2 separate regions of the Homo sapiens genome follow, and region 1 is linked to region 2. Evidence: chromatin loops called from intact Hi-C (ENCODE). Cell type or tissue: heart left ventricle. All regions are shown on one strand. Links, peaks and the distances in the headings refer to the core of each region. The heading gives the core; the rest is flanking DNA. Region 1 has its middle 130 kb from the start of LINC03069. Region 2 overlaps LINC01416 (long intergenic non-protein coding RNA 1416).

Region 1 (11,527 bases), core at 3,893-7,892, 450 kb before region 2:
TAGGCCTTCTCTGTAAACTGCCATTTTTCACTTTTTAATCTGCCTGTTCCTTCCTCTCCATGTTTAAAATGTAAAGGCCGCTGGTATCTGGATACAGTAACTTCCATTCTGTCCTTCCCAGTGCTCCCCTCCCAACTGCAGACACAGCAGCTTATTTCTTTTTTCTGCCTGTGTATTAATGACTGTCAGCCATTGGCAGTGGACTTGAGCTATCCCCAGAATAAAGGAACTCCAGCTCCAGCCCCACCCAGTCCAGAGTGCTGGGGACCCAGGTTGTGACTTGATGATATTCACAGTTGTTACCTGCAGGGGGATGCCACAAGAAGTCAGAGAAGGCACTTCCATTATCAGGCACCCCAAACCCCTGTGACTCAGCATATGTGCCCTTGGCTGTATATAACCTGCTCACCCCCCACCCCCCGCCCCATTTCTGCTGGGCCACCTTCGTGGGGGTCTCACCCAGGCCCTCCTGTGTGCACCTGCAGCTACTCCTTGTTTCTGGCTTGCATGACTTATCACACATGGGAATGGGAATCATCTGTTCCTTCCCTTGGATCCTCAGTCAGGGCAGGGATGGATTCTGATTTACTGCTGCATTCTAGTGTCTCACATAAGGACTTGCACATTCAGGCACTAAGCCTGTATTTGCTAAATTCATGCATTCATTTGGTCATTCATTTGCAAATATTTATGGCTTGTTTTATGCCAGACACTGTTTTAGGTGCTGAATAAATGAACAAATGAGCAAGAGTGGGTAGAACTGCTGCTATTCCTTCGGGCTGCTGTCACTTTGTGTTCCCCTTGAAGTTTATTTTAAAATTGTTTCACTTGGTTTATTAACAAACTGATTAGTTGTAGCAGGGTGTTGCAGTGGTGCATGGTGAGATTTGGCTGGGTCAGGAGCAGGGGTCCAGTGGCACCTCTCTCCTTCAACTATCTTCTCATCCCCAGTTCCATGTCTGTCCAATCCCCCATTCTATCCTTGTTTTTATTGGAAAAAGAACACGGACCATATCCATGATTAGAAACAGGAAGACAGTGACATGTCTGGTGAACTGGCAGAGTGGGAACGGGGAGGGATGAATAACAGATTACATGAACATAGCGTAGAGTCCAGGAGAGAGACTGGCTCCTGTGAGGACACTTGAAGCTGACTGGCTCCATAGGTGGGTCTGAGGATGGGAGGGGAGAAGGGAGGTTTCACTGAGCTCTACCCTTGTTATCCACAGCTCAGCTAAGGTATCTCTCTAACATAACAATACACAAAGGGGTGGGTGGATTGGACCTTTACCTTTGGTCTTAGAAGTAGCTTATGGGGTTGCTGTTGAGCCACAAGGACATGAGCATCTGTCTTTGGGAGGATGGACAGGGCACTGCACCCTAGAGCAGAGCAAGAAACAGTCTGATGCCTCATAGATTTGAGATAGCTCCTGGAGTCTCCCAGAAAAATGCAAGATGGCAGAAGGAACTCACAATAGGGATGGTTTGGCGGAACCAGCAGGGTTTAGTGAGGTAGTAGAAACCATCACTAGTGTAACTCTGACCCCTTATATACCCGCAGATGGATGAAGACTGAGGACTTTTTTGTTTCCGGGCTTTTTGGATGAATTCTGTTTACAGAAGCACCTGTCCCCAGGTACCCCAGCATGGAACCACAGCCAGTATCTCGGGTCTTGGCTCTGTTCTCCCTCCCTGTGGCCCATTTCACTGTCACTGGTGTCCTCATTCTATTCTCTGGCCCTCAGGCCCTCCTGGATGTGGTTACCCATGTGGGAAGGTTATTTTCTAACTGTTGAAAGTCCGCCATCATAGGGATTCTCTTATCTTTTTTTCTTTTTCTTTTTTGAGACAGAGTCTCACACTGTTGCCCAGGCTGGAGTGCAGTGGCATGATCTTGGCTCATTGCGGCCTCCTCCTCCCAGGTTCAAGTGATTCTCCTGCCTCAGCCTCCTTAGTAGCTGGGACTCCAGGCACCCGCCACCACACCTGGCTAATTTTTGTATTTTTAGTGGACATGGGGTTTCACCATGTTGGCCAGGCTGGTCTTGAACTCCTGACCTCAGGTAATCCACCTGCCTCTGCCTCCCAAAGTGCTGGGATTACAGATGTGAGCCACCATGCCCGGCCACCACTGTGCAGATTCTGTCTTCCACATCTGGATCTAGACAGAGGATTTCTCATGGCCTTAGCATCCTCATGACCAGGGCAAATCTCATGCACATATTGTCCTAGAGGGTCCAGAGCATTCGCTCATTTTTTTCCCACTTTCAAACACAGATTCCCATAGAAAGGAGCACCTCAGTACCAGTATCTGATTTGCCTTAATATATCATTTCTCTTGGGTGAACTTCCAATTTAAAGGTGACAGAAGCATGGCTCACCCTCATCTTGTTCATCTCTACAATGAGCATTTCAGGCCAGGAATGACAAATTGGAGAGAGAAGGCTTTTTGATGGGGAGACAGTTTTTATGAGATATTCTAATCCATATTAATGTGTATAGAAATCTCTGGGGATCCTGTTAAAATGAAGATTTTGATTCAGTAGATCTGGAGAGGAAACTGATATTCTTACATTTCTAACAAGCTCCCAGGTGATGACACTGGTCTGTGGACCACACTGTGAATAACAAGGCCTTAAATCACAGATGGCATCTATTTTTTCCACATTCACCTGGGCAAAGTTCTCTCCTCTGAACCTGTGATGTCTCTTCATGATTCAGGCAATGAAATCTCTACCCAAAATTGGGTAGAGATTTATTGGTTTGGCTGTTTGAAAGAAGAAGGGAAGTTTCCTATAAAGAGAAAGGAAGTCTCTCCAAACTGGAATTCAGTTGTATAAACCAAGTTTTGTGAATGATGTTCTTATTTTTCTACAACTGGTATTAATACTGCTTCAAAAATTTTGCAAAGATGGCATGAGAACTGGTGGGTGTGTGTAGGGGGTGGGGGTGGGGGATGGATATTATTGCAGCCAGTAATGCACTGCACAGAAATCATCCCTTTAATCAGAGAAGCTTAAAATCAGGCCAGGGCATGAAGGTGGAGCAGAGTTATGAAAACTGACAGAAGTCAAAAAATAAAGTCATTTGCAAAATCAGAGTGGGGACAATTTCTTCCTCCTCTCCTTTCATTTCTGCATCAAGCTGAGCCTTGATAGTAGAATTTACCACTTTGCTGTGAGCCCAGCAGGCTGCCTCACCTCCATTAGCACAGCCAGGCACTGTTAGAGGCCATGAGTGGGAAGGGGAGTGGAAGTAGTTTGGGGTTTCTTTTCTTCCTTTGTGTTTGTTCCCCAGGGCATCCCCTGGGTGATGCTAGAAGATAACTTCTTGTCATTACTAAGCACTGCTTGTATCCCCTGCAGTCTTCGGTGCAGGAACCCAGCCACTGGTTCAGGGCACTGAGCTAGGCCCAACGGGGTATGCAAAAAAGAGAAAGCGCTGATTCTTATCACCATGGAGTTTATAAGGTAGCTGCGAAGGGAAGAGACACACTCCTAAGATCACTAACCACATCCAACAGGAAATAATAAGTTCCAAATGGGCACTACGCACAGTAAGGATGTGGGCTGATTGGGACATGGGAAACTTTTAAATGAGGTGATCAGAAAGGCTTCATTGAGAAGGTAGTAATTGATTTAGTCCTTGAAGGGAAGGGAGAATTAAATAGTGCCTGGGAGGTCTGAGATGGTAGTGCAGTTTCTAAGAACATCTTCTTGCCCAAATCCTTTCTGAGAATGGCTTAGGGAGAAGAGGAAAGCTGTGTTTTGATTTATTTTGATAATAGAAGATGCCAGTGGCTGGCCCTAATTGTGGCACAAGCACGCTTTTTTAGAAGGTTTCTGTTTCTTGCTGAATTCTACACAGAATCAGGTAAAGACTATGATACAGTTAAATTTCACCTTCATTATTTTCTTAGAAATATGTTTTATGGAGAGATGCTTCAATTGGGCAGTCCAAATTTCTCTCTGTACTTCAAAAAGCCCCTTAGCACCTGATTTCAGCTTGAAAAATAGTCATTTATATTTCGAACCCCAAGCATTCAATTTTAACCATTGGTAGAAATTGATTAATAATGGCAAAGCTAGAAAAACTCCATAATAATCTTTAAAGAAAACAAAACACTACAGTCATTTTTTATTTTAAACTTTAAGCTTCACATTTCAAAGTTTTATCAAACTATCCCCCCTCCCCATAATTTAAAGCATTGTTTTCCAAGGGAAATTTAATAATAAGAGCTGCCATGTGTTTCTGCTTAATTTTGGAAGCCTGTGTTATGCAGTCAAAGATTCTCATTTGAAAATAATTCCTGTCCTTGTTCTTAAAGTACCAGGGAATAAGATTTAAAAAATATGTTGCAGCTCTCAAGTTTATGTTTTGCCTAAAGCCAGGCCGCAATGGGAGATCAAAGTTTAGAGTGCGGTTCTAAAGTTAGAACTACTGCCTTGCAACGTGCTCACAAATGGGGAGCAGGGCCCGGCAGCTGCCTGCCCAGGTCCTCCAGTAATTAGCTCTGGTGCAGGCGGAGGCCCCTGCCCCTCCCCTGGGTAGGTCCTAGGCCTCAGGGCCTCTGTCGCCTGGGAAGCAATCCCTACAAAGACAAGGCAGGCGTGGTATTTTTAGACCACATGTGTGCACTGTACAGGCCTCCTGTGTTCCACAATTTGCGTTTGAGAGGAGTGGGAATCGAACACACTGCTGTGTTTGCTGTCTGCTGGGCCTGTTGTTAGTGGGGGCTATTTGTCAACATGACAGACTCATCTAATAATGTTTGAGGATGGGCAAACTGGGGCATGTTTGTTAGTCTCAAGTTGTCTCTTGTCTCTCTTTAAAAAGGAATGTGTGTGTGTGTTTGTGTGTGTGTGTGTGTGTGTGTGTGTGTATTTTTTTTCTTAAGCCCCAAAGCCCTCCTCCCTTATCAAATCCCTAACATGGCTATTTCACACCTCAGTAGAACTGATTGTAGACTGTCATTTCTTTTTTTAAAATTTATATTTTTGCAGAGATGGGGTCTCGCTATGTTGCCCAGGCTGGCCTCAAACTCCTGGCCTCAAGCGAGCCTCCGCTTTGGCCTCCCAAAATGCTAGGATTACAGGAGTGAGCCCCCGCTGCTTACTGTCATTGCAGCGGCACAGCTCATGAAGGTTGTCTTCATCTCTCTATTTTCACCCTCCTGGAAGTTCTGCTTGCCTATGGTCAGCCGGGCTGAAGGACTCAATTGTAAATTCAAATGTTAGAGTTCAGAAGTCATAGATGTCTAAGTAAGTGGATCTTTATGGAAAAGGTTCCCAGCCCTGCACCACCAAAAATGAACTTGACCCACAACTACACTTTGGCCTAGCCTGAAAATAACACTGAACTTTGGAAAGTTGGCAAATGATGACGGGAAGCCCGAGCCTTTTCCCCTTGGGTGTGATCTGATGGAATCCCACTGACAGCCACGTGCTACAGTGCGTTCCCCGAACTAGTGCCATCGAGGCTTCCTGTTGACTGCTGGTCCCCTGGCAGCTGTTCAAGGAGAAGCATCTGAAACAGCTGTCTATTTTCAGCCTGCCATCTCTTCTCAATTTCAGATAGAGGGTTTTTACACAGAGCCCTGATTTTACAGTGGCTTCTAACTTTGCAGTCCTTGATACACTTTCTTCTGCAGTCGATAACAGGAAAAACAGGTGAACTGCTAAGTTTCGCTCAAGCTGTCCACTTAGCTATTTTTACCCTTGGTAAGCTGAATCAGCTCTCTGTATTCCTTTCCTAGAAGAGAGAAGATCAGTTCCTTTTGAACAAGAGGCAATAGGAGATGCATTCTCCATAGACGTTTTACCACTTCACCCTTGAAGCTTTTGTGCAGTGATTCAGGAGAAACAGACTCCTTTCTGAAAGTGTTCAGAGTTGCAGAACCCCACAGGACAGTCCCACATCTCTCCAGCGGAAATAACCCTGTTAGCCAAAGCCTCTCTCCTGGTGCTGGAAGCCAGGCCTAAACTCCAGTCCCAGATGAGAAATGGCACATTATTTTAATTCCTCTCTGCCTCTTCAAATGCCAGCCCTAAAAGCTGCTCTAGGTAGAGTCCTTTGAGTTGATGGTGAAAAGGGTTAAGATATTCAGGGCTGTTGGTATGGGTTGAATGTATTTTGCATGTGAGGACATGAATTTGGGGGTAGTCAGAGGCCTGAGTGTTATGGGCTGAAGCGTGCTCCTTTCAAATTCATATGTTGAAGTCCAAACTCCCAGCACCTCGGAATATGGCTGTATTTGGAGATAGGGTCTTTAAAGAGGTAATTAAGTTAGAAAAAGATCAGCAGGGTAGGCTGTAATCCAGTATAACTGGTGCCCTTATAAGGAGAGAAGATTAGGATGCAGATGCACACAAACAGAAGACCAGTTGAAGACACAGGGAGAAGACAACCCTCTACAAGCCAAGGAGAGAGGTCTCAGAAGATCCTATCCCTACTGACACCTTAATTTCAGACTTCCAGCCTCCAGAACAATGAGAAAATAAATGTCTGTGTTTAAGCCACTCAGTCTTTGGCACTTTGTTATGGCAGCTCTTGCAGGCTAACACAGATTGTGGTTTGGTACGAGTGTGGTACAAAGCCACATCAGAGAGAGCTATTAGATATCCTCACTCTAAAATATACCTGGATGGGTGTTGGTAGAAGACTGGGACTAGAACCTATTTCATTTGTTATATTTTGTAAACCTACTTGTTTTGGGGAGTCATTTAAAAAAAAAGGAAAAGAGATTGTTGCACCCTAAGGACATGAACTTGTGCAGTTTTTATTGTGGGGGGAAAAAACATGACACTACCAAACTGGCAATTTCTCACAATACCAGGTGCATTACAGATTGGTGTGTGGGCTTTTGTGAATTGGTTGCATATAAATGAGGAACATTTAAATAAAAAGGAGATCTAGAAACTTTCACTAGTTTTGGGCTTTTATTTATAGCTACTTATGCACAAAGCTTATTTCCCTTCCCATGTAAGTTTTGAGTCATGGCAGTCTAACGGGCTTTTGTGTAAGGTGCTATTGATTTCAGTGTGTAGACAGGGCACCACAAGCCCTCCTGTATGTGAGAAACTGAGAGAAAGGGGAGGAGAAGATGGGAAATGCTGAAGAGAAACCTGGTTTGGGAGAGAGTGTGATTCAGTGGAAAGGGATCGGACTGAGAATTAGAAGCCTGCGCTTAATCCCAGTCTAAGTGAGAAGCATCAAGGTGATATGCCCACATTATTTCATTTTCTTGGACTATGATGTCCTCAGCTTCAAAATGGAGGGCTGGTAGAAGAATATCAAGGTCACTTCTCACTCTGGTTCTGGAGTTCAGAAGGATGGGATTGGGAGGGGGCATGACTTTTGGAGTGGGAGCGCAGGGCCCTGACCTCCCATTCTGCCAAGGACATTGCCCTCACTTTCAACAGTCTCAGGGGTCATCTCCCCCAGGCACTTTCCAGCCTGATGCCACCGCAGTCCCTCTGCCCACAGCACCCTGCTGGGCCTCCTCTCCTCCTTTCCCTTCTCCACTCTGCTCAGATGTTTGGGGCTCAGTGTCATCTGTTTAGCTCTGGGAGCTACTCACAAGGGGAAGTTTTTCACCCTACAGTTTGGTTTGGGGTCTTATCCTCTCCCATTCCAGGAAGATCTGACGGAGAGTCACCATCTTGCATTGACTCACTTCTCTCCCAAGTCAAGCTGCTGGAGTGTGTAAAGGAAATAATGTCCATAGCCCTGTGAGCATATAGCAAGCACTCACATGTTAGCTGTAAATGGGGACATCTACAAGGCTTCTGCACTGATGATCTGCTCCATGTGTTGGTACTTAGTAGGTGTGGCCTCATTGGTGCCAAGGCAGATGTGTTGTCTTAGCTCCACAACCAGATGGCAAAATCCAGGGTAGGCTTGTGTCAGTCTTGATGTTCTGTGTCCAGGCCAAGTTATTATTTTGCATTGCACAAAGTAGGTCCTCAAAAATTATTGTTGATTGATTAGTTATTGTTTGAAATCTTCACCAAGAGGCTGTGCCTTCAGTGACTCTGGTTACAGGGACTCTTTTAAGATTAAGGCAATATTATTCATTCTTGGTATTGATTGAAATTGCTCTCTGAGGCTTTTGATCACCTTCCTTTGCCACAGGGAAATTTTGAGTTTACTCATAAGAGGTTCACACATATTAATGGGACATTCATGTATTTTTAAATAGATGTGACAACATTTAGCTTGCATCTGAAATCAGATGCTGGGTGTTAATTGTAGATAAAATTGGCCTTTATCAAAACAGCCCCATTGCTAATGATGTTAGCAAGAAAACTGGGCTCCTTGGTGTAGCAAATTGGTCCTATTCTGATTTTTACTGGGAAGCAAATATTTTCTAGGAAAAAAAGACCCAAATAAATGGAATTATAGGAACCCAATTAAGTTCATATCTTTCCAAAGGGTCATAGGGAATAAGCCCAAAAAAGAAAGTGCTGTTCAATGGAAATTTACAAAACACATGAGTTTGAGGGAAGTTTGGGAAGATTCATGTTCAATTAAGTTTCTCATAATTCCTGGAGCCCACTTATAGAGAAGACTGGTCAGATTCCTGAGCAGATTTGGACCCAGGCTCCTGGCTTTACAGCTAAGGGAAATGAGGATGTTTAGCAGGGGGAAGAGAAAATTCTGGGTTACAAGGTAGCAGTCTTAAAATATCTGAGGGATTGGCTTGTGAAAGAGGAAATGTATTTGTTCAGGAAGGCACCAGCAGGCAGAACTACAACCTATGGGTAAAGGAGGCAGGAAGAAAAATTTTGTCCCAGTGTTTGGAAGAGTTTTCTGGCAATGAGCTCTGAATGTTCTGAAGCAAAGATGGAGTAATTGGACAGGATTAATGTTGAGGTCTATGGTTCTTTACATGTGGGTCCATAATTCTAAAGAATAGATTTAATTTGAACACAACTCAAAATCACAGGATTCTGAGATGAATTGAAATAAAACAAAACCATGACTGTAAACTGGGCAGATGGTAATTATTTTTCTGGTTCTCCATTAGTTCCTGGGCTTTAAAAATGTCTGAGAATTAATCAGATCCCCAAAGGAAAGGTGAGTCTGTGTGAGGAACCCAGATTTACATGTAGAAGACCACAGGCAGAGAGTAGCTGCAGTGAATCCCTACACTGCTGGTGAGGGGTTAGACACTTTGTCTAACTAGAAACTTAAGCGTTCTTAGTTTAAAGCAGCCAGTATTCTTGTTCCGGGTCTATCACTTACTATCTGGGGACACCAACAAGAAAAATGAAACCTCTCTGGCCCTCGCTTTCCAGCTGCAGTATCAGGATGTGTTTAGCTGCAAGTAGCAAGAACTCTCACTCAAAGTATTGGAAACATTAAGGCAATTCATTGTTTGACACAACAAGAAGCAATGAGACAGAGTATTAATTCTAGAGCTCCATGATATCATGGGCGATCCTTTCCATCTTTCTGTTTATCTTTCTGTTTGGTATCCTCAGTGAGGTGACACACTTATAGACACACATATTGGGGGGGCAGGAGGCAATTATCTGAGGAACAGCACCCAAAAGAGAGCTTCGGCTTGAGAGATGCAGTAATCATCTCTATTCTCTATGTGATATTGGCTGCAGTGAGCTATACTTTGTAGTCTGGGGAGAGTCATTTAACCTCTTTTGTTCCATCTGTGAAATGGGCACAATAGGAACAGGGACCACTAGAGGGGCCGCAGTGAAGGTTAACCAGCTGGCAAGCGTATGACCTTGTAGCATAAAAATGACTATTTGCATAGTATAAGAGAACAAGGAAGAAAATCTCTCCTGTTAGAACATTCACACAGTAGTAGCTAGTGAAATTAAACTCTTTGTCCTAGTAATGAAAAAAAATAAACAAACAAACAAAGAGCAACTACAACAAAAACCCAGAATGGCCGGGCCAGGGATACAGATTTCCTCCTGTTTGTATGTGTACTGTACTGTTGGTATTTTTCTAAGACTCTTTTTTCTTGGGAAAATATCAATGATTGGTCCCTTAAATATTTAACAAAAAATAAAGTAAATGCAAGAAAGGTGGGTGGTGGGTATAGTCTTTGTTATGAAACAGTTCCCTCAAAACGCCAGCTAGAATGAAATCACTTGAATCTACCTAGCTAGTCTCAGTTCATTCATAAAACACTACACTTTGTCTAACCAGAAACTTAAGTGTTCTCAGTTTAGAGCAGCCAGTCTTCTAGTTCCAGGTCTATCACTCACTATCTGGGGGAACCAACAAGAAGAGTGAAACCTCTTTGGCCCTCGCTTTCCAGCTGCAGTATCAGGATGTGTTTAGCTGCAAGTAACAAGAACTCTGCCTCAAGGAAATGGAAACACTAAGGCAGTTCATTGTTTGACACAATAAGAAGCAATGAGACAGAGTATTAATTCTAGAGCTCCATGATATCATCAGCAATCCTTTACATCTTTCTGTTTGGTATCTCCAGTGAGGTGACCATGTGCTCAGGCTCACCTCATGCCTGCAGAATGACTGCAGCAGCACCAACCCTCATATCTTATTATTCCTTCTTCTAAGCAAATAAGCCTTTCCCCTAGCCCCCTAGAAGAACTTCCCTCTTATCGGACTGGCCAGACAGATGCCATCTGTAAGCTAATCACTAGCAAAGAGAATAGAACAGAGATGATTGGCTTTGAACAGACATCAACTTCAGCAAACTTTCTTAAAGGGCCAGCTGGTAAATAGTTTAGGTTTTGCTGGCCATGAGACAAAATTGAGGACATTAATATGGGTGCTTATGTAACCATTTAAAATATAACCATTTTAAAATGTAAAGACCATTCTGGTGTCCGTGTTTTCCAGAGAACCAAAGCCAATGTGTCTATATATAGAGAGAGACTTTAAAAATTAGCTCATGCAGTTGTGGAGGGCTGGCATGTCCAAAATCTGCAGGGTGGATTGGCGGGCTGGAGACCCAGGGAAGAAGTCATGTTGCAGTCCAATTCCAAAGGCTGTCTACTGATGGATTTCCCTCTTGCTCAGGGGAGGGGAGTCTTTTGTTCTATTTGGGCCTTCAACTGATTGCATAAGCCTCCCCTGTATTACGGAGGATAATCTGCTTTATTCAAAGTCCACTAATTTAAATATTAATCTCATCCAAAAACACCTGCACCGAAACCTCCAGAAAAATGTTTGACCAAATATCTGAGCACCATGGCCCAGGCAAGTTGACACATAAAATGAACCATCACACATTCCTAGCTCCAGGCCATGCAAAAACAGGTGACACAGCAGAAGATTTGGCCTTGGGCTGTACTTGGACAATCTCTGGCTTAGATTTACCCCCGAGGTAGGAATAGGGTCATTTCTCTTGAGAATGGGCATCTGAACAAAACTAGGGTCAGTTAGCAAGGAACGAGGATGATGGGTAGAAAAATAACCCTCCTCTGCCAGCCCTACCTATTCAACACAGGTTTTTGAGATAATAAATATAGAAATCCCTTGAAGAACTTTGTACAACTGCAATAGAATGTAAGGCAGAAATCCTGATTCA
Region 2 (11,527 bases), core at 4,470-8,469:
GGAAGAAAAATTAACATAAGGAACTTTCACCAGCTTTATAAAATCTTAACCCTTTTGTACACTTGTTTCTGATAATTTTAAGAACTAATATCAATAATCATTAAAACGTTGAACCGTGCCCAGATACTGTTCCTGTGTCTCATTTTCCTGTTTCCTTTCCCAGAGGTAATCCCTAAGCTAAATCTGAATCAACTGAAAATCTGGTAAACATCAGCTTGATGTTGATTATTTCCATGCATAAATGTTCATTAACAACATATAGCACGTTTTTTGCGTGGTGGCAAACTTCATATAAATGGCATCATACTGCATGTATTATCCTACACTTGTTTTCTTTATTGCTTAAAATGTTTTTAAATTTTAATGATTGAAAGCATAGTACTCTAACACATTCATTTTAAAAGCTATAAAGCCATCTTTTCTATAAATACACCAAATTTTAAAACCTGTTCTCCCTATGGAGAAGTGATATATCAATAAGAGATATAATATTGCATTAACATTATTATATGTTTTCTTGTACAAAAGTATGAGAGTTCCTGTGATACACATATGTAGAAATGAGTCAGGGATAGCATTCTCTTCTACTTGACTAGATACTGACACATTTTTCTCAAAAGTGATTTGGACAGTTCCTAAAAATTCCTGTTACTTCACTTATTTGCCAAACTCCTTTTTATTTATCTGATTGGTTTTGAGGCAGGAGGCAGGACTCAACTCTGGATCAGATTGAGGACTAGCTGAAACAGGGAAGAGGCACCTAAAGCACTTCTCCATAAGACACGACCACTAGAGCCATAACAATTTACCATTGCCATGGTGACACCTCAAAATTACCACCCTTTTCCATGGAGACAACCTGGAAATTACCATCCTTTTTCTAGAAATTTCTAAATAGCCTGCCCCTTAAAGTGAGAATAAATATGACTGCCGAACTTCCCCTGAGCCGCTGCTCTCAACACACTGCCTATGGGGCAGCCCTGCCTTGCAGGAGCAGTCACGGCGCTGTAACGCTGGTGCCTCAGTAAAGCTGTTTTCTTCTACCACCAGCTCACTCTTGAATTCTTTCCCCAGCGAAGCCAAAAACCAGCCCAGACTAAGCCCCAGTTTTGGAGCTTATCTACCCTGCATCAGTTTGAATTCGAATATCAATAATTCCTGGTATGATTAGGAAGCTTTCATGTATGTACTCGCCATTTGGGTTACCTATTCTGTGAATTTCTTGTTCATATCCTTAGCTCATTTTTACACTGGGTTTTCAAAAATAATTTATAGAATGTCATTATGTGTTCTGGATAGTAATCCTTAATTTGTTGTTGAGTTGAAAATATCTTTTCCTAATATCTATTTGTATGGCTTATGTTGTTGTTGTTATTTTTAACTTTACTTTTAATGTTTTTGTTTGTAATAATTTGATATTTTAGTACAGCAGAAGTCCTAAATCTTTTCCTATATGTTTTATGCTTTTTGCATGTTACTTAAGGAGGATAGTTTGCACTCACAAAGATATTTCCTATTTTTTTTTCTGAAAGCAGTAGTTTTCTTTAACATCTGAATATTTTATCTGCCCTGAAATTTATATGTATGCACTGGTGTAATGAAAAATATAATTTCATGGAAAAGCAATTGTTCGAGCCCTGTTCATTGAACTAGTAGAGCTAGTTCCTTTATTATTATTCAGAATTCATTCATTATTCTTGGCTGTTTGTTACAGTAATAGTTTTAGAGTCATCTGATAAGATTTTTTCAATTAAAATAGCATTCCATTTATAGATTAGTTGTGGAGATAGGAATTAATATCTTTATAGTATTAGCTTTTCTCATTTAGGATCTTGGTTTATCTTTTTATTCTGGCATTCTTTTGTCTTTCAATAATATTTGTAAGGCTCTCCACAAAGATATTACTGGTCTTTAGTTAAATTTATGTTTAGGTACCTTATAGCATTTGTCATTATTTGAAACAATGTTTAATTTTTAATTATATTGTAATTGAATATTTCATATGAAAGAGAAGCACTATTCAATTTTTGTTTATTGATGTTTTATCCAACAACCTTTCTGAATTCTCCTGTTCAAATAATTTTTCTGTATAGTTTCTTGGTTTGTGTGTGGTTTTTTTCTATAGAAGAGTTATGTTACCTAAAATAAGAACAATTTTCTATTCTTTTCTAATGTGTGCAATTGTTACTTCTTTTTCTTCTCTTACTGCACTAACTAGAACTACCAGTAAAATACTAAAGCATGTTGATGGTGGGTATTCTTGTCTTTTTGCTAACCAAAATGGAATGTTTCTCATGGCTCACAGATAAATGATGTTTGCTCGAGGCTTTTCAAAGTTCATCCTTTGGGTTTGGAAAATTTTCTTCTATTCCTAACTTGCTCTGAGTTTTGTATTTTGTTACTGTTCTAAAATTATGAATGAATGCAGAATCTTATCAATTTAGTTTGCGTCTCTTAAGATAATCACCTACTTTATCTCTGTTTGTCAGCTAATGTGAATTACTTTAGTACATTTTCTGGAGTTAAATTATCCTTAAATCCCTGAAGTAAATCACTTGTTTGTATGTTTTTTAAAAAATTCACCAGTAGAGGATAATTAGATATTATTTTATTTAGGATTTATGCAACTATGCTTGTATGACTAATCTATATTTCCTTCTTTTACTTTTCTTTTAAAAGTTTTGCCAGCGTTATAATTTTTCTTCCTTTTCTGTGCTCTGAAGTAGAGAAGACAAGACATGATACATTTGCTTCTTAAAGCTTTGATGCTGGGACCTGAGTTATTATTATGATCATTTAAACCACCAGTTATTTATTTGTAAATGTTATCACATTTATTGTGATATTTTTTATTTCAATAGCTATATTTTTTGCAACATCTCTATGTTTTTGCATATCTTCCTGTTCCTGTTTCAACTCTGCCTGACTTTGGTTCATGATCTTTTTCTTTTTAATGAATATAATATTTTCCTTGATCTCTTTGAACATTCTAAACATTTTCATCTAAGTCTCTTCCTAACTGCACCATTAAATTAACTCTTGTTCTGGTTGTTGATTTTGTTGATTATTTTGTTTAGCATTAGATTTCTTTTCTTGTTTTGGGTTTTTCTTTTTCCCCTGCAGAATTTGTTCTGTTCTCTCTCTGTTCCTATTTGTCTTTCTCTTTTTCTTCCTGGATTCCCCCTTCCCAGTCTTTAGCAGTGAAGACTGACACCCAGTCAACATCCAGCTCATATTAGAATGCATCCTTTCTCCTGCTCTACCATAATTTGAGAGATATAACAAATCAAATAATCAGATGGTTTGGCTCAGCTCCTTGTTGTGAGGCAGTGTTTTTGTCTGTTGTCTGCCTACGCCCACAGAGTCCTATAAAGCTATGACTTCAGACAGGGACTCAGCAGTAACTTTTTCCAACCTCATTTCAGGAAGTGGTAGGCTTACCTCAGTTCCTAGATTCAAGCTGTACATTTGCCTAAGTATGTCCTCTGTACATTTGGCTAAGTATGTCATCTGTATGTTTGGTACAGGATCCAAGCTGCCATTACCTGATTCCAGAGTTGGAATCTGGCAGAGCTGCATGTTCAGCCCTTATGACACTTTTTGATCCTGTTTTATCTGTGATTCACAGATATGTTTATCCCATTTTGGTGCCTACCTACATCATCTTGGTCATCTTTTTTTAAATTTCATCTGTAGCTTCCAGTTGTTTGAAAGAGAGGATTTTGTTAAAGCATAAATTCACTTACCAATTTTACACAGAATTGCAAAAAATTATTTCTAAAATTCATTTTTCATCTTTCCTAATGCTTGGTAAGAGCTATGCACACTATGGACCCTTATGAGTTCCTATGAGATGAATGGATGAATAAATGAGTGATGAAGGAAGGAATGAAATAACATGAATAATTAGAAGAGGAGAAAGACTATAAAATGCTTAATCAAATAAGCTTAAATGAGTAGAATAATTAATAATCACATAATTCAATGTTCCCAAAAGGTATACGCTTGTGACAATGTCCTATCAGGACTACAGTCTTATTTCTCTGTGATTCTCTTAACTCAGCCTTTCTCTGACCTGGAGCTGCAGGCTACCTACTAGCAGCAACTAAGACAATCTGCTTCTTCATTCACATTTAGTAAGAGAAAGAGAGAATGGCTTCCCACAACTCTCTCAAGATAGAGAAACAGCCTTACAAGCCTCCCATAACCCTCTAGCTGGGTTTTATTTGATAAAACCACATTACACATTCTCTCTCAAACAAAGGACTTGCAAGGGAGATGGAATTATTCTTATACCAGTCTGGCCCATCCTTTAATTAGAGGTCACTTCTCTAACCACATTGCTGCCTTTTACTGAGACAGAAGGTATGGAATGTATGCTGGAGAGTCAAACACAATATTCACTCCAGCAGTTAACCGACTTACCTTTTTTAATGCCAATATGTAAGTTATTGGATTGAATATGGAAAAAATGGTAGGTATAAGTTAGATGTTATTATCCAGACTATGTTAAGGAAATTTTTTAAAGTTTGGTCTATTCATGAAGTGATAATTGTGATGAGGGAGAATATTGCTTAAAATCATTCAAAATATTGTGTTCACTTGATGTATTTTTATTTTTGAAAAAAGCTCCTTTTCAAAGTTCTTAAGCAATCCTAAATAATCGTGTGAAGCAGACATTGTTACTACTATTCTCATTTTACAAACGAACACTGAACTTATCAAACAGTAGATGCCAAACATTTGAGGAAGATGAGTTTATGGAGACTGTGATCAAATGACATAACTGTTTGTCAAGTATTCACTTTCTTCTTGCACCTTCATGGAGGAATATAAGATTCTGCTACTTTGATGCTTGGCCATGTGACTCGATTTATCTAATGAGATGCTAGCAGACAAGAAATGAACAGATATTTGAAATACACTTGTGCAATTTGGCTTGTTCTTCTGCACTTCCACCATCACATGAAAGTGACATGCCCAAGCTGGCCCACAGGTGCCAGGAAAACAGAAAACACATGGAGCTGAGCTGGACTCACTTGCAGCTTGGTGCCAACATCTGTCGAGCCCAGCCTAAATCCACCAAGTCCCTGCAGTTTGACCAAATTCAGGTGCGTGAACAAGAGGAAATGATTGTTCTCTTAAGCTGCTAAGTTTTGGGGTGGTTCGTTAGGCAGTATTACTGGGGTAATAGCTAAGTGATGCAGAGAGGAAGAGAAAATGGAAAGCCAACAGGTCATTTTTAAAAAGAAGTAAATAAGCACAAGTAAATATTTTGATTGCTCAATATCACTCCGAAAATGGGAGAGCCAAATTCAAATCAAATTCCTCTGCCTCCACATGTTTTGGCTTTTCTAAGACATGGATTGGCTCTCTACAGTAGTAGCAATGTTGCAAGCAGTTTCACTATTTGTCTGTGGCACTGTAATTTCAGTGAGTAATTCTCTCACTCATATTATCACATGGATTGTTATTATTTACTCCATTATACTGGTTTTTATCAATGAGGAGATATAGTTATTAAATATGAGAAAAATGGCTAATAACTAACCACCATTTTAAAAACTTCTTTTGTGCCATAACACATCCACCACATTTATATAGAGCTGCTCTGTTCAATATGGCAGTAGTAATCAAATGTGACCATTTTAATTTAAATAAAATTAAAATTAAAATTCAGCTCCCCATTCACAGTAGCCACGTCTCAAGGATATAGCAGCTATATATTGCTAGTGGCTACCATATTGGACAGCACCAATATAGAATATTTCCATCATTACAGAAAGTTCTTTTGGACAGCACTGTTATAGAGAATATGCAAAAAGTAACACCCTCTTTTCAATTATGTCTAGTTGACTCATTTATAGAGCTTTGGGATACTTTCGACATGCTGTGCTTTACCGGGAATCCCTTGCTAAATAAATCTCTCTTGAATTAGGACATGGGGAGCCATACAATTCTGTCAGCAAAGCTGGCTGGTGACGTTAAAGAAAATGTGTAAAGGTAGTCCTGACCTCTGGCCCCCGATTCAGCTGGAGCTTACAGGATAAAAGAGCTTCTGTCTCCATCTGAAAGCATCTGGAGCATGCTCAGCAGTCATGCAGCTGTGCTTACCTCCAACTTGCTGCCAAGCTCAGAAGGGAACAAAATCAATTAAAGGGATAGATCACAGTGTTTACCAAGGAGGAAAACCCCCACATCTGGAACAGTGAGAAGAGTGGGCTGGTGATGAAAAAACACTGGGCATTGAGAAAATTACAAGTCTTGGTCCAGATCAGCCTCTATCTAGAGAAGTCATTTTCACTCTTTGAATTTTGTATTCCTGTCTGTAAGATAAGCTGAGCACATTTCCATACTGCCAAATGCCATCCGGCAGAATTTCCAGGCTTATCAAGCTATGATAATCCCCACCCTTCCCTTCAATGTCATCAGAGAGCTCTGTTCCATCTACAGGCTAACAGACAATGTTCAATTGCCCTTTGTAGAAATCTGACATTAGACATGTGCTAGAATGCCTCCTTCGGGAATAGTAAAAAATAAGTGAGCTTCTATGTAAAAGCACTTGGGGGTCTTGCATCTTGAGAAGGAGCTACCCATCTCACAATGCAGATTCTCAGCCTCAGAAAAAGGCTAAACATTTAAAGATTGAGTATTTAAAACATTATAGTTGCACTAGCAACTTTTTAAATGCTTGAAATACAAAAATGAATACATGCCTGGTGTGAGCAGTGTTTTACAATTTCTCTTCCAAATGAAAGAGACCCCCTGTTTCTTTTCATTTGGTGGCTTGGTTTATACTTTCATTTTTACAGTCCAGACAACCAGCAAAGTAAAATTCAAGCCTACTTTTGTTCTTTACAAAAGGAGCTTGTTTTAAAATAAAAAGGTTAATAAAAAAATGAATAAAAGAGCTTCTTTGACCTTTTCTGAAAGGTAGATTATTACCATGGAGAATGAAGTAATCACTTATTCCATAAGTATTTTATTCCACCTGAGTTTCCAAACTTAAATAAAACTACCAGCACTAAAGGTCTTATTATACTTACCAATATAGAGACCATTCAATTCCAAACTGTCCTAAATTCTAAAAAAGAATTTAGAAGTTAAAAAAATCAAACTTATTCCCCCTCGTTACTCAAAATATTTTATTTAAGAAAACAATAACACAGATAAGTCACTAAAATCTACCTGATGATTCAAATCTGATGAGTCAATGCTTCATCAATTATAAGCACATGATTAACTGATAATTGTTGATTAGCATTTTCTGAAATTATTTATTTATTTATCCTAGGAATACAATTCTCATTAAGGTATATTATATACCCAAAAGGTGTGGTTGAATTCATCACAAGGCAATTAACTACTGTGTAGAAAGCAATATAAGAAGACACTACTAGCTCAAAGAGATATACATAAACATAATGATGTCATGGTTCCTGTTTTCTAGAAGTAGTGATTTGGTAGGGTTGAAAATACAAGCTACTCACCATAGGTCTAGGTACAGTGAAATAGAGGTATATACAAAAATCCAAATGAAATGCAATACATTCTGACCACTTGGATCACAGAAGACTTGGCAGAGAATGGAGCACTAAAGTCAAACCTAAAACAACAGGGGTCCCTAATCCCCGGGCCATGGACAGTACCTGTCTGTGGCCCGTTAGGAACCAGGCTGCATAGCAGGAGGTGAGTGGCGGGCAAGTGAGCATTACTGCCTGAGCTCTGCCTCCAGTCAGATCAGTGGTGACATTAGATTATCATAGAAGCATTATTGTGAACTGTGCATGTGAGGAATGTAGGTTGTGCACTCCTTATGACAGTCTAATGCCTAATGATCTGAGATGGAACAGTTTCATCCTGAAACCATCCCCACCCAGCAGGTCCATGGAAAAATTGTCTTTCATGAAACCAGTCCCTGATGCCAAAATGATTGGAGACCACTGCTTTAAAGGATAGGCGGAAAGTGAGGAAGAGTGTTCCAGTCTACAAGAAGGAAGTATAATTGCATTTTCATGGAGGTGAAGTTAGCCAAGAGAATGAGCATAAGCCATGTGGTGGAGACCAGAGGAGATGAAGCCAGAAGGGAACATTGAAAGCAGATGATTGAGAGCACTGAATGACACCTTAAGGGATTTGAATTTTACTTGTAGATCAGAAGTTTACTTTGTGAGTAGTCAATCCCCCACCTAGAGATTTCTAAGCAGGGGATTGACATATTCTTATCAGCATATTAGGAAGTTCATCCTGACAGCCCATGACAGCTGGAATCAAAGAGACCTTTTGGGAAAATGTTTTGTGGTCCAGAGATGGTCCAGGCATGATGTGGGGCAGGATGCGCAGGAGACAGATATGTACATTTCAGATACACAACCATGGAAATGGCTTTGAGACAGAAGGCAAAGCTACATTTGTAGCCTTGATGAATGAGAGGAAGATGACCTTCTAAAGCAAATCAATTTTGCCTCTGTTATGCCTTTGTTTCAAATGTTATTTATTTATGGATGGGCTAAGATCCCCTAAAGATACAGTGTTAACATATGTATCTATATTAACATATTTATATGTCATGCTCTGTTATTTATCTATCACTTGATCCTAGTAGAAAGCATAAATCCAAAAGTAGGTAAGTCTTCAATAGCAGATACTCATTCATGCATTTATGTGATCAACAAACCTTAGGTGAGCACCTCATTAGGAAATAGGTTGTGAATAACATACACATAAACAGCTGTTGCAAAAACCCCAATTTTTTTATGTTCAGGAGGAAAAAAATGCTTCTGTAAGAAGGATCAAGAAAACATCTTTGGAGGTGCTTATAATTAAAGTAGGCCTGGGAGAATGGGAAGGATTTAGATAGAGATGGGTTGAGAGAAAAAGGAAGAGGGTAGGTAAATTAGATGTGCCTGACAAAGGGCAGGGAGTCTAGGTTTGCTGTAGGATTCATAAAGAGAATTAGTGAAAGCTGAGGTATGAAGAGTAAGCTGGGAACTGATTTTGGAACACCTTGAAAATTAGGACTTTAGAAGACAACAGTCACTGCTGAGGATTTTAACCAGGGGCTTGACTTGCCTAAAATATTATTCAAAAACAATACTGGAGTCAAATTTTTACATATTCTAGAAAGCTAATCTTCACTTATTTTATGTTTTAAGCCTATCATAAAACACAAGGAAAATTTTCTCTCTCTAATTTGAGTAATAATTAGCATATGGAGAATGAAAGTGTTTGGGGTGTCATCAATTCTAGGTTCATCTCTGCCATAGAAACATCATCATGCTGTTAGGAATAAAGGGCAAATGAAAATATATTACCAAGAAATTAACTACAGTTTTCAATGCTTCTGTGAAATGGCCAAATTTTATTTAACAAAGGAAATGTTCATAGTTCTTACTGTTAATTTGTTTTCATTCATCCAGAACATTTAAATTCTTTCTTTTTTCTTTTTAAAAATTGTTTTATTTTTAACGTTTGTGGGTACATAGTAGTTGTCTATATTTATGAAGTACATGAGATGTTTTGATACCAGAAAGCAATATGAAATAAGCATATCATGGAGAATGGGGTATCCATCCCCTTAGCCATTTATCCTTTCAGTTACAAACAATCCAATTACACTCTTTAAGTTTTTTTAAATGTACAATTCAGTTATTATTGACTATAGTCACCCTATTGTGCTATCATATAGTAGGTCTTACTCATTCTAGCTAATTTTTTGTATCCATTAACCATCTCCACCTTCCTCCCAGCCCCCCACTATCCTTCGCAGCCTCTGGTAACCATGCTTCTACTCTCTCCATCCTTTAAACTCTTCCTTAATTCAAAAGAAGTAAATAAAAATATCTGGTCTGAAAGCCAAGTCCTACAATTTCATAACTGATCGTGCCTAAAAATTGTTATGGCTGAGCAATAAATCCCTGAAAAGTGATGCTTATATTCATAATGGAAATGTCACCAGAGCCTTAAATATAGCAGCTCAACTTATCTTTACTACAGTGCAGCAAACTCAAATTTGTAATTGATTTTGACTTGTACCTGCTACCATGTGTGTTGAGTTTGGGAGTGCTGGACAGCATTTTTTAAAAATTTGAAATCTTAATTTTAGTCTAATGAAATTAATCTGTAAATCAATTCTCTCCACTTATATTTTTACATACCTATCTTTCTCTTCTAAGAGCAGACGAATTTATTCTTGGACTATTTTATTGGCAAATAATGAATTTCAGTAGTTGTTAAAATAGTTCTTAGAACTCTTTCATCTTCCATCTGCTCTTAAATGGAGAGAGGTTAAAAATGGAGAAATCTGGTCTGGCGCAGCAGTAGCTCACGCCTGTAATCCCAGCACTTTGGGAGGCCGAGGCAGGCGGGTCACCTGAGGTCAGGAGTTTAAGACCAGCATGGCCAACATAGTGAAACCCCATCTCAACTAAAAATACCAAAATTATCCAGGCATGGTGGTGGGTGCCTGTAATCCCAGCTATTCGGGAGACTGATGCAGGAAAATCATTTGAACCCAGGAGGCGGAAGTTGCGGTGAGCCAAGATCGCATCATTGCACTCCAGCCTGAGTTTTGACAGGAGCGAAACTCAGTCTCAAAAAATAAAAAAAATAAAAAAAAATAAGAGAGATCTCCAAGTGAAATTTTTCATTTATACAGAACTGAACTTCTGATTAAGAAGGCACTGATCGACATTCTACAGCTGTTATGAAACTACATGACAACATTATTTATCAAAGTGATTTGATGGTAACTGTGGTCTCTGTTATGGTATAGGAGTTAGCAAGCCAAATAGATACACGTACTTAATGACTTTAGCATCCACCACTCAAAATCCAGTTAATTGTTTGTTGTTGGAGCCATGTAAAGCAGCAGTACAAGCTGTCTGTGCAGAATACAATAACTGTATGCAGCAGTATGGATTCAAAGTTTCAAAAATTAATTTACAAATGGGTTTCAGAGATTCCACCAGATGGGAGAGAAACAGAGTTATGTTTAACCCTTGAGCTGGCAGTCTACTTTAGGAACATTGCCAGCTATAAAAAATAATAATCAGAGGCCCATGAACTGCTCTTTTTAAACGGTTACATTAAAACCCAGACACCTGTAGTTTTACTAGTTGCTAAAACGGCTTGTAATTGCACATGCATGAAACAGATGTGTAACCAGAGCTGTATAACTGGTTTCCATTATACAAACACAGGTGAATGAATGGCGGGCAGAAGGGGGAATGGAAAACTGAGATTTGTATCCGCGAAAATCTAACATCGGAGATTCATATGAAACTTTGAAAACATTTTTTGCTAAATATATTGGCCTGTCTCTCAACTGCTTTTAAATCATGGATATTTACATTTCCCAAAATAATCTGCTTAAATTTGGACAAGATAATAATGACTAATCCCCATCCCCTAAGACACGTGTTCTTCACTAGTCTTACTGAAACGGCTGCCAATGCTATGCAGGAAACTTTTTAACCGACTTGAACATTTTAGGGTTTTTTTTTTTTTTTTTTTGAGAGTTTTGTTA

Evidence for each region. Peaks named below come from ENCODE experiments on the same cell type or tissue, not always from the same donor. Only the 100,000 strongest peaks of a DNase experiment are listed, where the experiment ranks them.
Region 1: a loop joins it to region 2, with 2.7 times the contacts of the local background. A loop is called at or near these places in 1 of 110 quality-filtered maps.

What each region holds. Positions count from the first base shown.
Region 1 is chr18:56,315,630-56,327,156 of GRCh38, reverse strand. No RefSeq gene overlaps it. Among named protein-coding and RNA genes, the nearest start is that of LINC03069, 130 kb to the right of the region's middle. In heart left ventricle, for the core only: no CTCF peak of the experiment used is centred there; a DNase peak (open chromatin) is centred at 5,436.
Region 2 is chr18:55,870,283-55,881,809 of GRCh38, reverse strand. It overlaps LINC01416 (long intergenic non-protein coding RNA 1416), which reads left to right. Exons shown (of 4, transcript NR_110755.1): 4 at 1-122. Among named protein-coding and RNA genes, the nearest start is that of LINC01416, 44 kb to the left of the region's middle. In heart left ventricle, for the core only: no CTCF peak of the experiment used is centred there; no DNase peak of the experiment used is centred there; H3K27ac peaks cover 1,338 bases.